2 separate regions of the Homo sapiens genome follow, and region 2 is linked to region 1. Evidence: chromatin loops called from intact Hi-C (ENCODE). Cell type or tissue: heart left ventricle. All regions are shown on one strand. Each heading gives the region's core, and the rest is flanking DNA. Links, peaks and the distances in the headings are about the cores only.

Region 1 (5,377 bases), core at 122-5,121:
TATAAAATATAAAAGAGCTATTTTAAAAAGCCATGTACTTTGTTGGTTTAGTTTAGGGCAGTTAGTTATTGAGAGTACTCATGATATAGAAAAGATATATAAACTTGCTCAAAATTTTGAGAATAGGGCTCAGATAGCTGTTTCCTTTTAATCTCTTCCTGACCAGTAGGATGTTTCAATATGGACTATTGACCTTATTAATGGGGAGAGTAAAAATAACTTGTCAGTGTTCTGAGTTGCCAAGGGCTAAATAGATGAATCTTCTGGCAAACTCAAAGAGATAAATTGTTTCTTCAACCACCCTGGTAACTGTACGGACACTTTTCTGCCTATCATGCTGGTGCCTGAGGCCCAGTGTCAGGTCAGATGCTGAAGAAGGAAGGAAGCCTGTCAGCAGGGAGTCAGAATGAGTGGGGACTGCAAGCAGTGACCTTAGACTGTGCTGCTGCCACTTTCTTAGCTTCCGTTAATACCTTTATGCCCATGATTCCTACTTTTTTTTTTTTTGAGATGGAATCTCGCTCTGTAGCCAGGCTGGAGTACAGTGGTGCAATCTCGGCTCACTGCAGCTTCTGCCTCCTGGGTTCAAGTGGTTCTCCTGCCTCAGCTTCTCGAGTAGCTGGGACTACAGGCGTGCACCACCATGCCCAGCTAATGTTTGTATTTTTAGTAGAGATGGGGTTTCACCATGTTGGCCAGGTTGGCCTCCATCTCTTGACCTCGTGATCCACCCACCTCACCCTCCCAAAGTGCTGGGATTACAGGCATGAGCCACTGTGCCCAGCCCCCACGATTCCTATTTTTACTGCCTCTGTCAGAGACTTGTGTTTCAGCTCCACTCTTGTCATCCCTACCCCTGAATCAAATGTATTTCCCAGCTTTCCTATTTAAAAAAAAAAAAAAATGCTGTCATTATCTCTTAGCTTGGCCAGACCTGTAGTCATCTTTTTCCTTCTCCCACCTTCCATTTACTTCAGCAATATTTATTTATTCAAATATTAACAGTGTTTAACCTCAGTTGGTAATTATGGGTGATTTTTATTATTTTTCTTTTAGCTTCTCTGGGTTTTCAAATTTATTTACAAGCATGTACTGCTTTTTTTTGTTATTGACTTTTATTTGTAGAAAATTTCCAATATGTAGAAAAGCAGAGTAGTTACAGTGATCCCTCATCGTCCAGCTTCAACAGTTGTCAGGTCACTGCCAATCATAATTGATGTCTGATCCCACCTACTCTGCCCTAACTGTGTTATTTGAAGCTGGTCCCAGACAATATGTTTTCATCTGTAAACACTTATAAAATGTAATTTGTATCTTCAAATGATGAGGAAATGTTTTTATGAAACAACCACACTACCATTGTCAGTTTTTTAAATGTTATCAAATATCCAGTTAGGTTCAATTCTATAATTGTCTCCTATTAAAAAAATTATTTATTCAAATTATGATTCTAAGTCCACAAGTTATATTTAGTTGATATTTCTCTTATGTGTCTTAAAATTTAGGTCCCCCCTTCATCTTTTTTCTCCTCTCGCAGCTTATTTGTTGAAGAAATTGGATTGTTTATCCTGAAGGGCCTATCACATTCTGGATTTTGCTGATTGCATTTCCATAGTGTCTCTTAACTTGTTCTTCTATCTTTTCTGAAAACTGGTAGTTAGATTTAGAAGCTAAACCTAATTGGAGTTTTATTGGTTTTCTCAAAATACATACTAAGGATATTATATACATCCTATTGCATCATATGTGGAGGTGTATAGTGTTTGATTAAGACGGGGCAGTGAGGTATATGATGAATGTAGGTAGCGATTATCAGTGGCACCTGACAATGTAATACCTCTTAAGTTAAAAACAAAACAGGCCGGGCACAGTGGCTCACGCCTGTAATCCCAGCACTTTGGGAAGCCAAGGTGGGTGGATCACGAGGTCAAGAGTTCAAGACCAGCCTGGCTGGCCAAGATGATGAAACCCCATCTCTACTAAAAATACAAAAAAATTAGCCAGGCATGATGGCAGGTGCCTATAATCCCAGCTACTTGGGAAGCTAAGGCAGAGAATTGCTTGAACCTGGGAGGTGGAGGTTGCAGTCAGAGCTGAGATCGCACCACTGCACTCCAGCCTGGGCGACACAGGGAGACTCTGTCTCAAAAAAAAAACAACAACAAAACAAAACAAAACAAAAAATAGTAATCAGTCTGACCAAATCCTTAGTTCTCATTTTCGTTTCTGCCTTTATCACCATTTATTTCCTCCCCCAACTCTTAAAACAACCTTTTCTTTATTTACTGTGTTTGATGACCCTAGACTTTCCTTGTTCCTTCTTACTTCTTCATAGTTGTCTTTGTTTTCTCAACTCTTACTCTTCTCACTGGTTCATATGAAGGTACTGATTTTATAAGTGGTAATTTCTTCCTTAAGAACATAGCCACATTCATGGTTTCAAACTCTACCATGTTGGCAACTCTCAAATCTCCATTTGAAAGCTTAAACCTCACCCAGGGTCTGGATTTTGTCACATTCCAAGTTACAAACACAGCAGCACAAAATGTTGGTGAGTCTGTGCCCTGAACTTCTAACCAGGCTGATGCTGTCATCTGGTGGTCACCATGGGAACTAGCTGACCCTACTGGCTCTTCCCTACTCCCCTTCTTTCTTCTTTGTCAGGGGTTAATGTACTTTCTCTGAGCCTAGCCCCTCCACCTCAGTTCCTTTATCTTCTCCTGATTTAGTTAATTCCACCCCCGGCAGCCCTTTATATTTATGGCCCCTTACATATAACCTTCCTTCTATCTTGTCCATAACCTGTGGTTTCCCTTTCTTCCATCTGCCTGTCTTCCACTTTGTTTCTTGTATTTGTGAGCTTTTCAAAATTCAGTAATGGTTAAGAGGCATGCAAATAAGCTAGTGATGTGCCTATATCAAGGAAAAGCAAGGGTGCGAGTTTGGTCAGAATCAGTTTATAAAGTTCATGAAGAACAAATTAATACTAAGTCCTTTTAAATGTACCCAGAAATCTCCTCCAGAATCTTCTGAAAAGTTTCTATTCCTTTCTTAATCTCTTCTAATCAGAGTTGGTTTTCTTCTTCAACCAAATACCTTCAAAATAGAAGCTGTTTCATGTCAATATGGATTTTTTCTTTTGGTTTACAACCAGCAGGGAAAGAAAGAGCACAGTTTATGTACTTCTTACCTAAAGAATCTAGCATTCCGTTTTTTAAATCTTAACAGTCTTACAAAGTAAGACTTTATTCTTGTATAAAAGGAGAAACAGGCTCCTTGTCAGTAACAGGCAGGCCGTGGATTCCAACCAGGTTAGAATGACTCTAAGCGTCCATCTTTTACTGGATTGTGCTGTCTCCTAATGTTGTAATGCTTTTTTTCTTCATGGCTTAATTAAGCATGTGGTTTTCCAGCTACTTCTAGGTTAAATTAGATTGTCGTGGACCAGTCTAGCTTAGGAGCCTAGCTAGTGTCTTTACCATTATTCCTATGAGAAAACATGTTTTAAACTCGTGTTTTGGCTTACAGAGGAAATTTTGGAACCCACGTTCCTCGTTGTTTGAGTTTAGTCCCAGCTTTTCCAGTTTTGCTCCTGACATTTCAGTTCCTATTTCAGCTTCCCCATGTGTTAGAGGTATCACTATTTCTGTTTTTCTAAGCTAGCAACCTTGGAATCATAATCATCTTGTCTTGCGTCTTTGTGAACTGTGTACACAATCTGTCACTAAAGCTTGTCATTTCTTGTTGAAACTCACTTTCAGTTTTGTCCCATACTCTTCCATTCCCACTGTGGCCACACTGGTCTCCGGAGACTTCTCACCTCCTTGCTTCCCTCTCTGTTCCTTCCTTTTTTTTAACCTTCTCTCCTTCCAGGAACAGCCACTGAGCACCCAACCCGACCCAGAGATTTTTCTAGGCACTTAAGAGTGCCAGCTCTGATACCAATTATCTGTGAAGACTCAAAAAAGTCACCATCTTTGTCTCTTAAATGGGATTAATTATACTTGCCTTATCTCAAGAAGAGGGGCTTACTCTGAGGAACTAAAGGATGTGTACATAAAAGTATAAAACAAACAATGTAGAAGAAAATGTGAAGGAAATACAGACTTAAGGTGGCATTATATTGCAGTGTGTGACTCAGGATTGAGAGTAAAAAGTAATAACCATTGAACAAATAAATCATAAATGGTCTGCAGCCCAACCGAAATGTTAATTCTGTTTTACAGACAATGGTACTTGGACTCAGCTCTGGTTGGTGTCAGATTATCATGAGCATGGATCCCTTTTTGATTACTTAAACAGATACACAGTTACTGTGGAAGGAATGATAAAACTTGCTCTGTCCACGGCGAGCGGTCTTGCCCATCTTCACATGGAGATTGTTGGTACCCAAGGTAATTCTATAAGCAGTTCTATTATTTAAGCTTTAAATTTTCATGAATAATGTCTATGAAAATAGAAGGTGGAGGCTGGGCCTGGTGGCTCATGCCTATAATCCCAGCACTTTGGGAGGCTGAGGTGGGCAGATCGCCCGATCTCAGGAGTTCATGGCCAGCCTGGGCAACATGACAAAACCGCATCTCTACCAACATACAAAAAATTAGTCGGGCATGGTGGCATGCACCTGTAGTCCCAGCTACTCAGGGGGCTGAGGTAGGAGGATTACCTGAGCCTGGGAGGTCGAAGCTGCAGTGAGCAGACATCATGCCACTGCACTCCCAGCTGAGTAATAGAGAGAGACCCTGTCTCAGAAAAAAAAACAAAAACAAAAACAGTAGGTGGCCTAACTGGAGATATTTAAAACAAATTTTTTAGATGAGAACATTTTATCTTTCAGTTCAAAATTTCAGGTAGAGCTAGGAATCTGGAAATTTGTTTAGAGATTCTCTAGTCGTTGTAACAAAACTGTGATTTTTTTTGAGTTCTTAAAAGTAGCATTCAATCTTATGATTTTTGAGGATCTCAGTTTCAGAATTCAGGTCCAACTGAATATATTTTTATGTGTAGTATCAAATGAAATGTGAAAGTGCTTTGTAAACATCAACATGCTAGGTAACTGTTATCTGGCCATCTAATAATTATATTTGACCTTGAGATAAGGAGACTGCATGAGATAGTTTTACAGTTGAAAAATTAAATACTAAGTTTTAGTTATGACATTTGTATGCTGTAGTTTTTGTGCATGTGGGATTTCAGATGCCAGTATATCTCTCTGCTCTAGCAGTTGTCCACTTGCAACCCAATGGCTCCCCCACTCCCCACTTTACATACAGCATAAGTGCTAGTTCACATCTTAGCTCCATCTTTGTAGTTATTATTATTATTGATTGTAACAGTTTTATTGAGTTATAATTCACATCATAAAGTTCACCCACTT
Region 2 (5,377 bases), core at 115-5,114, 170 kb before region 1:
TTGACTCCAACTGCTTATTAACCTCATGGATTTGGAACAGTAATTTAAGCCTCAGTTTTCTAACCTGCAAATGGGGATAATAATATCATCCATCTCAGAAAGAATCAAGTGTAAGGATGACTGATTTGTGGAAAGCCCTTTGAACAGCACTTGGCATGCAGCAAGCCTGCAGAAAATTTTAGCTGCTGATGCTGTTGTTTCTTGACATTCTGTTCATTCAGAGTCCCCTTTGCCAGGCTCTGTGCTGGTGCTGAGGACCGAGAGATGAGTTGGCATGGTCCATGCCCAGGGCCCATGTCTAAGCATATGAGAGCAAGGTGAACTGGCCACTGGACTGCAGACAGATGAGGGTGTCTGGGAGGAAGGATGGAGGGGGACTGAGGGAACACAGAAGTATGCAGCTGGGCCTGGGAGAGCCACAAGGAAAGCTTGAAAGGCAATGGGCTGTAACAGGCAGAGCCCAGCTTCACATCTTCAGTGCTGGCTGCTGCACCGAGGATTCTGAGTGAGTGACTTCCTGTCTCTGGGGCTTGACTCCCTACTCTGCAAAATGAGAGAATGATCCCTGCGTTGCCTGCCTCCTGGCAGAAGGAACGGGTAAGAGGATGCTTTGGAAACAGAAGAGGATACTGGACAGGTGAGGATTACTTCCTGCTGGGCTAAGTGCTTTTCAGCTGCTGGCCAGGAAAACCAAGCTTCAGCCAGGACCCCAGCTCCAGGCTTCCTCAAATCGTCTTCTCCAGTTTAGGTCAGAGGCTCGAGAAAGCAAGAACGAGAGAACAAGAGAGCAAGAGAGAAAGAGAGAGAGGGAGAGAGAGAGAGAGAGGGAGGAGAGCTTATACAGTAACTTCATTGAACAGGAAAATTCCTATGCTATATATGAAAACCGGAAAAGAGAAGGAGGCGTTCTAAGTTTACATGTAGAAAAATGCTCTTCTGTAATTCAGAAAAATAGGGTCTTTGATTGTGGCCGAGCCAGGTCTACTTTCTAAGTTGATCCAGGATTTTTTCCCTGGCAAGGAAACAGTTCTTTTTTAAGAAATGCATCGGGTGATAGGTTTTTCTAAGAACCTCTCGCACCTTTGCTGGGTGCAGATAAACCCTCAGGCACCGTGGATTGTGTTGTGTTCATTTTCCTCAGAAAGGGAGTCAGGTGGAAACGGGAGCCCCCAGAGACTCCAGCCTGGGTGGGGCTGAGTTTCCACACAGGCAGAGAGCTGTGACATTTTCCTGAGCACAGTGCTCCTTGCCTCTGGCCAGGCCTTGCTGGCTAAAGACAAGGAAGTCTGTGGGGAGGGCTGGGTTTGTCCCGGCCCCTGTTGGAGTCATTCCTTCCAGGCCTGAAGGCTGTGGACTGAAAGAACCGGCAGTTAGGGGCGGTTAGAAAAACTGAAACACTGGCGGGAGACAAGGAGGAGGCAGACGATGAGGCTGTCAGACCTGGCAAGGGCCTTTGGAAAATATTTAGTCCAAGGCTCTAGTTTGACAGATATTGAACCTGAGGCTCAGAGAAGGGAAGGGACTGCTCAAAGTCATATGCCAAGTTGGTGGCAGAGTCCACCTTGCAGGCTGAGGCCCTTTCCACCACCCCATGCAACATCTGAGAGGTCAGGATGTAGAAGTTGAGGCCGACTTGTGTGTGGTCTCAGAGGGGTAGAGAGCTAGGCCCAGCCAGGTGGGTGGGAGTTGCAGGGGCGGTTGCCTCAGTTCAACATGAGAAAGGACTTCCGAAGACTTCGAATTGTGCAGCAATGGTCAGGTGGCCGTGAGTGGAGATGAGCAGGTGGAAGCCAGGTGGCTTTGGATGGGTGAGCATTGTAGGAAGCTCCTCCCCAGGTGGTGAGCTGCACTGTCCCACACAGTCTGCGGTTGCTGAACTCCTGTCCCTCCAGGGAGGTGGGAGAAAGGGAAGTCACATGCCAGATGTGATTTAGACATACCCAGGGTCCTTGGGGGCCACCTCTCTGTAGGGGTGTCCAAAGGGAAGGGAAAGAACCGTCCCAGAAGATGCAAGAACCCCACCCTCCCAACTTGCTGGCAGGACAAGCTGACAAAGGGCAAGGAGGAGGGACACGTGGCTTCTCCGACGGTCTGCCCCCCATGCTGCAGGCGCAGAGGAGGGGGACTGAGCACCTCCTCTTCTCCCCAGGGACTGAGTGCCAAGAAACTCAGGTGAGAGGAGCCCTTCTGGGGTCCCAAGGGCAGTCCCCCCACCTTACCCTACATACCCTCATCCTACTGGTCCAGCCCCAGGCCACAGGCAGTATAGGGTCATCTGGACCCCCTCAGCCCCGGCCCCCCAGTGGGAATACACCCACCCGCTTGCAGGAGTCACCGTGGCCCCGTTTAAGCTGACTGAAGTGTGCCGTCGGTCTTTAGAGGCGTGTGTGGGAATGGTAGAAACCCAGGAGGGGCACCTTCAGCCTTTCCCAGCACTCGGTGCAGAGAAACAGCAGAGGAGGGAAAGGAGGCGTTATGGGTTCTAGGCCTGGCTTGGCCAAACTCACTGCATGGCCTCAGACCTGCTCTCTTGGGTCCCTTAACAGACCTTTCGCTTTGAGTCTGTTGTTGGGATCCCGGTTCACAGCGCAGGTGGAAAGCCTTCCTTGCAGTTGGTGGAAGCGCAGTTCCCGTAGAGACCGCCAGGAGCCGCTGCCGCGCACGGTCCCGGGGCGTCCTCAGCCTCCCTCGCGCCTCCGTCCGGACATATCCGCAGCGCTCCTTCACCTGGAGCGAGGAACGCTCCTTAGCCTCCTCTGGCTTTAAATGCTAACTAGCGCTAGCGCTGGGCTCAGGTCCCAGATGATCGTCTGTGAGAGGGAGCTTTGCAAAGCCAGCTACAGTTCTCTAGGGAGGCAAGGCTCCAAAGCTCAGGCTAGTCCCGGGCACTGCTTCAGGACCCCACAGATGGAAGGACTGATCCAGCCCATCGCACGGAAGGGGAAACCGAGGCCCAGCGGGGTAGGGGAGGTGCCAGATGATGTCCCTGAGCCTGTGGCAGAGAGGAGGAGGAGAGGTGAGAGTTCGCTCCTGTTCTTCATCTCTGGCCAAATCGCTGTCATCTGTGTGGAAGGAAAACCTGAACCCTGCTCTGTTTGTTTCTTCATGGCTGGGATTCTGCCTGGTTTCCATGGAAACTGGCTTTGGACCCTTGGGAGGAAAGTCGCACCCTGCCCTGACTGCTCAGATTTTCCTCTGCCTCCTCTGTCTCTGAAACCGTCTGATTTCTCCTCTCTGCGCCCTGAGGAGGGGCCACCCCAAAACTGCACTTAGGAGTCTGAACTAGATTTGAGGGAGGGAGGCTCAGGTTGTCTCTCCCTGTGTCCGTTCCTTCACAGCATCCCCTTGGCTCTGTGGATGTTTAGAGGAGGGGGGATGACTTTGGCCCTTTTTGCAGAGTGAGAGTGGGGCCCCCGTGTGTTGGGGTGCAGCTGAGCCTGACTGGAAAGATTTAGATGTAAGAAGATGGGGAAGAGTGATGTCACTAGAAGGAATAGCATGAGTGAAGGCAAAGACACGGGGGGAGAATGAGGAGATGAAGCAGAGGGTGTCTCGAGTAGAATTTTGCTTTTATGCTGAAGGCACTGGGGAGCCATTGAAGGCTTTGGAGCTTGTAATAGGAGCAGATGACTACTAATGGTCACCTAGATAGTGAGCTGCTTGAGCACACATGTTCCAGGCTTAGCTCCATGTCTCCAGCACTACACAAGGCACAATGTGGGAGCTTTAGAAATATGATCAAATTCATGAATTGGAAAAGTAAGTTGAAAACCCCCATTGGAAATGAAGCTATCTCTAAGCATTAATGAAGTGAGAGAATAAGACCGGTCAGATGCAGCCCCAGGAAGTGTTTGAAGGCAGTGAAAATACATAGAATAAATCACAGTGGATGTGGCTCTGAGAGTCTATCTGGTCTAACTCTCTGATGGGAAAACTGAGATCAGGGAGGGGGACTAGCTGGCCCAAGGTCACAGACAGAGTCTTGAACCTGAGTCCTTCCTCCCCTCCCTGGGTCTCTCATTGCCCCATGGATTCATGCCTCCCAGATGGGCTCTCTGGGCCAGTGGATCCAGCATCGTGGAGATGGGAGGGAACGTGGACTTTCAGGTGATGGATGGGCATGCAGTGAGGTCACTGTTGGATGTCAGACTGGAGCCCGACCTCAGTGACTCTCACCAGGGCCTCAGACTGTGAGCCTGGCACCTTCAATTCAGGAATGCCTAGGATTTAGTTCAGCCAGCAAACACTTCCTGAGGACCTGCTCAGGGACAGAGCCTGGGTGTGGGGGAGACAGGGAGAAGTGGACGCCAGTTCCTACACTTAAGGAGGTTCCAAGATGGTAGGGTCCAACACCTTAGTCATATAATGCCATATATGCTACATAGAGTCAGGGCCAAGTGCAGGAGCGGGAATGCCCAGACTACCTGGTGGGGGAATCCAAGAAGACTTCATGGAGGAGGTGATGACATTGAAGTTGGGCCCTGAGATGTGTGGAGCAGTTCCTCAAGTGGAGGGAACAGCATACACAAAGGCTCAAGGGTGTAAAATGTAGGACCCATTCAGGATACCTTGAGTTTTCCAGTATGACAATTGCATGGGAAATAGCAGGGTAATAATAATAGGGAAAGAAATGGCAGCTACCATTTATTAAGCACTCTGTGTGCTAAGCAGTGTGCTAAACATTTTAGGTATATTATTTTATTTAAGTCACACAACTGTCCTCTGAGAGAAGTATTATTATCTGGGGATAAGTGTGGGCCGCTTCCAAGAATCCTCAGGCTGCAGAGTTCCATCAGCATGCTCCACGCCAGTCCCCAGTCCCCTCCAAAATGGTGGGATGTCTTCCCACCAGCTGTGATCTCCACCCTCCTCCCTTCTTGCCCAGCACAGAGCCATCCAAGGTCAAGCCCATGGACCCAGTTGCTGGGCCTGTTTGTCTTGGCTCCCTGGCTTCTCCTCCCCTCCCTGGTGGCTGCCTAAACAGGTGGCCCTCCTGCTGGAGGCCAAAGGGAAATGAGCCAGCAGGCCCAGGCGCAGCCGCGAGTGAGCATGGGTCACTCCAGGTCAGGGGTCGTCCCCTACCACGCCATGCCATGGGACAGTGGATGTGGAAGGATGTGGTGGGGGTTGCTGAGAGCAGAGCTGGGCTGCTGGGGCTGACTTGGGCTTGCTCTACATTCATGGCTGGCCTCCCTCTTGGCGGACTCTGTGGAAACAAGGCCTGCGGGCCAGCGCCTATCCATGTGTCCTGTCTTGAATGGCTGAGGTCTAGGGGGATGGAGGGTGGGAGGGTTAGGAAGGGATCTTTTTTGCAGACTTTGGTTTTTGTTAAGCTTATACCTTGCATTTCCCATCTGTCGTCTCATTGAATCCCCAC

Evidence for each region. Hi-C counts contacts between places; a loop is a spot of excess contacts. Peaks named below come from ENCODE experiments on the same cell type or tissue, not always from the same donor. Only the 100,000 strongest peaks of a DNase experiment are listed, where the experiment ranks them.
Region 2: it touches region 1 in a loop (17-fold over the local background); 35 of 110 quality-filtered maps call a loop at or near these places.

What each region holds. Positions count from the first base shown.
Region 1 is chr9:99,138,310-99,143,686 of GRCh38, forward strand. TGFBR1 (transforming growth factor beta receptor 1) reads left to right here. Exons shown (of 9, transcript NM_004612.4): 5 at 4,227-4,394. Among named protein-coding and RNA genes, the nearest start is that of TGFBR1, 36 kb to the left of the region's middle. In heart left ventricle, for the core only: CTCF peaks have their summits at 2,591 (motif pointing left) and 2,796; no DNase peak of the experiment used is centred there.
Region 2 is chr9:98,972,447-98,977,823 of GRCh38, forward strand. All of the region lies in intron 2 of COL15A1 (collagen type XV alpha 1 chain), which reads left to right. Among named protein-coding and RNA genes, the nearest start is that of COL15A1-AS1, 30 kb to the left of the region's middle. In heart left ventricle, for the core only: CTCF peaks have their summits at 2,645 and 2,845; DNase peaks (open chromatin) are centred at 1,255, 2,288, 2,675 and 5,055; H3K4me3 peaks cover 963 bases; H3K27ac peaks cover 5,000 bases.